2 separate regions of the Mus musculus genome follow, and region 1 is linked to region 2. A link is a loop called in an ENCODE intact Hi-C map of the cell type or tissue named here. Cell type or tissue: heart. All regions are shown on one strand.

The links. Hi-C counts contacts between places; a loop is a spot of excess contacts. Peaks named below come from ENCODE experiments on the same cell type or tissue, not always from the same donor. Only the 100,000 strongest peaks of a DNase experiment are listed, where the experiment ranks them.
Region 1: it touches region 2 in a loop (8-fold over the local background); 34 of 42 quality-filtered maps call a loop at or near these places.

What each region holds. Positions count from the first base shown.
Region 1 is chr5:65,822,356-65,824,855 of GRCm38, forward strand. The region is part of intron 18 of N4bp2 (NEDD4 binding protein 2); the gene reads left to right. Among named protein-coding and RNA genes, the nearest start is that of Gm3521, 35 kb to the right of the region's middle. In heart, a CTCF peak has its summit at 1,452 (motif pointing right); no DNase peak of the experiment used is centred here.
Region 2 is chr5:65,936,944-65,939,443 of GRCm38, forward strand. It overlaps a transcript of Chrna9 not described here. Among named protein-coding and RNA genes, the nearest start is that of 4930480C01Rik, 13 kb to the right of the region's middle. In heart, a CTCF peak has its summit at 1,286 (motif pointing left); a DNase peak (open chromatin) is centred at 1,268; H3K27ac peaks cover 626 bases.

The DNA.
Region 1 (2,500 bases), 110 kb before region 2:
AACCTAGGACATATGTAAGAGCAGCAAGTGCTCTTAGGATGAACCATCACTCCAGCTCAGTTCCCCAGTGCTTCTAAAAACTAGAATTTTGGTGTGGGAAAATGGTGTTGTGTGACACTGGGGAGATAGAAACATGTCTGCTCAGCCCAGAAAGAGAGTCCATGGCAGAGAGGCTAAGCATGCCATTGACCTCTGACCTGAGATGGCTGAGTTTATTGCCCTTCCTTACAGGGGTGTGGATGTGATGGTTTGGGTGAGAATGGCTCCCTACGAGCTCAGATGTTTGAGTCTCCAGTTGTTAGGACTGCTTGGAAAGGATTTGAAGGTGGGCCTTTATTGGAGGAGGTGTGTCACTGGGGATGGGCTTTGAGGCTTCAAAAGCCCAGTGCCTTCTGAGTTAGCTCTGCCTCATACTATTGGGTAATGCTGTAATCTCGCGGCTACTGAGTACCATATGTCTGTTGCTGTGCTCCTTGTCACGATGGTCATGGGCTGTAAGTTCCCAGTAAACTTTCTTTCAGCAATGGAAAAGTGACTAAGACAATGTGTGAACATAGAGACTGTAGTGTAGGATGACTTAGCACTCACACAGTGCTGCACTACTGATGGCTGCGTGCTGTACTTACCCTACAGTAGCAATGCTTGCCTTTGACCCTCAGTGTTCCAGTGCTGATCCTCTCTTCTGTGTGAGCTGCTCTACTGTCTTTCTGTGAGTTTCCTCTTTGAGATTCCATATGTAAGTGACATCGTACAGTCTTTTCTTTCAGTCTGGCTAATTTCACTTAGCATAACACCTCCTTGCTCAACCATGTTTCTCTCCTTCCTTCCTTCCTTCCTTCCTTCCTTCCTTCCTTCCTTCCTTCCTTCCTTCCTTCCTTCCTTCCTCTGTGTGTGTGTGTGTGTGTGTGTGTGTGTGTGTGAACAATGTAGTAGATCTATTTAATGGAGTTGTCCATGAAGATGAAATTCTTATACATGGATGAATTTATAAGAGTGCTACTTAAAAGAAGGCCAATAAAAAAGGTGTCATTTATCTGAAATGTCCTTAGCAGATTAATGATTGCTTGGGCTGGAAGTAACTGCTGAAGTGTTGCCTGCCACATGGCTTCTTTTTTGATTGGAGAGAGTATTGGAAGCAAGTGTTGATCATTAGCTGAAGCAGTTGATATGCTAAACAATAACCCAAACAACAAACACTACTGAATTATAGAGGAGTTGTTTGGGTTTTAGAGACAATATATCATTAAGTTGCCCAGGCTGGTGTAGCCCAGGTTGGCATTGAACCTAACTCTGTAACACAGATTGACCTTGAACTTACGATTCTGCCCCAGCCTCCAAAGTGGCTGTGATTAAGGCTTTTCTGCACACGGCTCAGCAGTAGCCCAGGGTAGCATTTAGACCCAAGGTGCAAAAGGCCATCTTGTCCGTGCTTGTGGTACCTTGTCTGCTACTCACCACCAGAGGGCAGGATTGCTGAGTAGAAGTGATTGGGTAGGTGGTAATAATCTGTGGGGTACCTGTATTATGTTTTAGTCATGATATAAAAGAACTTTCAAAATTGAGGCTAAATAGAGACATCTGGGCCCTCTGTGCCTTGTGAGTGAAGTACACACATACTGTGAAGTACTTTCGCTTTCAGATAAACCAGAAACTTGTCAAGAGTTTGGATGTGATTGGTTACAAGGATTCATGGGAGACCGAGGAACAAGTTAAACATCACCATGAGGATGCAGTCAGAAAATAAAGGCTGGAAAGAGAGGAGAAATAACTCTATTTTAAAAACGTAAACATAAAGAACAGTAAAGGGAAGGAAAACCTTTGGTTTATAGCTCCGTAAATAATGCATCTGGTTGGGCGCAGTGGCACTCCTTTAGTCCCAAAACTCAGAAGTCAGAGGCTGCTGGGTCTCAGAGTTTGAGGAGAATCTGGTCTGCAGGGTGAGTTCCAGGTCAGCCAGAGCTGTATACTGAAATGTTAATATATGTATATGTTTATGTAGTATATTATGCTAAAGATAAAACCTTAGGCTATTTATGAATGAGAACATAAATTTTTTACATTAAGTACTTTATTATTAATAGGACTTCTTGTTTTTATTGTTGTTGTTACTCTATTAGAGCTAGTATTGATCTCAGAATTTATATATCTATCTTCCCAAGGTCAAATATGAAGTAGCAACAGCATATTATCAAGAGATGAGTGTCATTCAGTATTTTAAAAAATTCTCTCCTGGGAAGAATTTAACAATGAATTATCTTTGATAGACCATGTTAAAAGTAGATTTGCTAATAGCTAGCTGTTCCTGGGAATGATCTATAAGATAGTAGCTCTTATTATCTCCTTTCTTAATGTGAAGAAACAGGCGCCAAGAAGCCAATGAATTTGCCCATAGACACACACAGTTGATTTGTGGTAGCGCTGTGATTCATACTAAAATTTTAGAGTGCTTCATTAATAGGGTTGATTCTAATTCACAAAAATATGTCATGTAAAGCAATGT
Region 2 (2,500 bases):
CTCAGAACCACCTGTAATGTGACTCAAGTTCCAGGTGATCCGATGGCCCTGCCTCTGTGACATGTGCACATGCCTCCATTCCACCCCATATAATTTTTAAAGGACATTTTACACTAGCTTATAGATCCTGTATTAATTGTTATGATACATGGGTTGCTGCGACAAGACGGCTGTTCTCCCACAGATGGGGAAGTTAAGAGTGGAGACAGCTCACCCAAGGTCACACAGCCAGCAAGTGGCAGAGTTTAGGGTTTCTCTTACCCCGGCACCTGTCACCATTATTCTTAGAGATGAGAAGTCACTTGGACACATAGCACGCACTCCAGTTCAGATTGCCAGCTTCCCTCTGGGTTGTTTCCGACAGGTGCATTGTGACCCTCTGGGCATTTCAATGATGGTCCCCCCCGCCCCCGGCTTTTATTTCTGTCCTGGAATTTGCAGCCTTGACTCATGAGGAATGCATTCGGGAGCATTCAGGTTTAGGGAGACAGACATTCTTCTTCAGCGACAGAAGAGGAAGAAAAGGAAGAAGCAGAGAGAGCTCAGCTGAAGGGGAGGAATTGTTCTAGCAGGGGTGGGAGTCAGAGCCACTTCCCTCTGACCTGAAAGGCTGGGGGCTCCCCTCTGCCTCCTGTCTTGGGTCGAAGTAATTCTGCAGGTCAACCAGTTGCAATGCCAGCTTTTGTGAAAAGTCTCCTGAAATCTATCTAACTTGTTTGAATGTCATTTTCCTGTCTAGAAAACGGAGATGGTGATGTTGTCTTCTGCACTGGGCCAAAGAGGATTTAAGAGAGTAATTCACTAGCTGAAGCAATTTGATTTTCTACTGAGAGGTTCTATGCATGTATAAATGGTCACATATCAGTGATATTTACATATCAGTGACATGTAAATGACACATACAAATCATTATCAATTTTAAATTATCGATAACATTATCAATTATCAGTACATATCCGCTATATATATATATATATATAAATGATAATAAAATATCAGTCAAAATTTCAAAGATCTTAGTGATTAGCACAAGAGAACTTTAAGAAAACATTGGACATGTTGTAGCTATGACAAAAAGTAGATTCGAGAGAAGGAATGTCTAAGACCAGCACGTAAAAACAGTAGAACCAGCCTCCTTTTTTCAGGAAGTGACTCCATTTTGACAAAGTCTTGGGCAATATGACGTTGGACACAGAAACCCAGGAGACCTGAGTCTATACTGAGACCTGAAGTCATGTGCCTATGAGGAACCCTGGACGGTCATCTCCTGCTGCCCTCTGCTGGTCATGGGTGATTCCTGCATCTTGAGAGGAGGTTAGAGAGAACCTGTGTGCCACCACCCTTCCTGGCCCTCTCTTGCCTCTTCTTTTCCCATCCACAGTGGTCCCACTGAGGCTTGGCCTACAGCCTTCAAAGTGTCACTTTCTCTGCAGCATACCTAAAGGTCCCCCAGTTCTCCCTAAGTTCTTATAAACTGGCAGAGAATGCTGAGATGCTCAGGAGTAAAGAACCAGCGAGAGAGCTTTCCTGGAGAGCGTTTGTTCTAAAGAGTAAACATTTGTTTTAATGATTTAACAAAGCAAGTAAAGTCTGGCTTAGCAGTGCATGCCTATAACCCCAGCATTTCGGAGACTGAGGCAGAGGGATTGCGCTAAACTCAAGGCTACTTGGCTACATAATGCGTTCTAGGCCAAGCTTTGTCTAAAGTGAGACCATGAGACCATGTCAATAAACAAAAGTCAGAGGAAGTGAAATGCAGGCTAGCCTCAAACTCACAGAGATCCACCCGCCTTTGCCTCCTGAGTGCTGGGATTAAAGGCGTGCGCCACTGTGCCCAATGGCCCTCCTCTTTAAGAAGGAATCAAGCTTTTAGGGATGAAATCTTTTTATTTCTTTCGTGGTAATTCTGGAAGAAAATTTCAAAAAAAGTTTTACTTTTTTTTTGGTATGAGATTGATTTTATTTTACTTGAAAATGAAAAGCTGAAATTACTGGTTTTATAAAAAGTTTAAAAAATGTAGTTTTTGCTCATACAAATATAGGCAGCCAAAGGTAGGGGTGGTAACTCCAGGTACATCACTGGGGTCGTTCTACCTTTCTATGTGGGGGTAGATATGGGCAATATCCGTTGTATATGTAAGTAAATTTTTCAATAATGAATAAAAGATGAAAAACATATTGAATGAAAAAATTAGAGATAAACAATTCACAAATTTCAAATTGACACTGTTCTTAGTAGCATAATAAAATCTCCTGCTGGCCTGCCACCCAGGAGGGGAATTGCTCCTTTGTCCAGTGTATCAATTCTGTATGGTCCCTGCCCACTGGATACATAGTAGCCATCTCTTTGTCAGATCAACCGCCCACATCCCGTGGTACATGCATTTAAGTATCTCTCCCACACTAGCCTAAAGCTATGCTAATTTCATCTTTAGGCTCTGTATCCTCTCACATTGCTGGAAGAAGAGTGAATACAAACTGCAATTCAGTAATCAGGGCT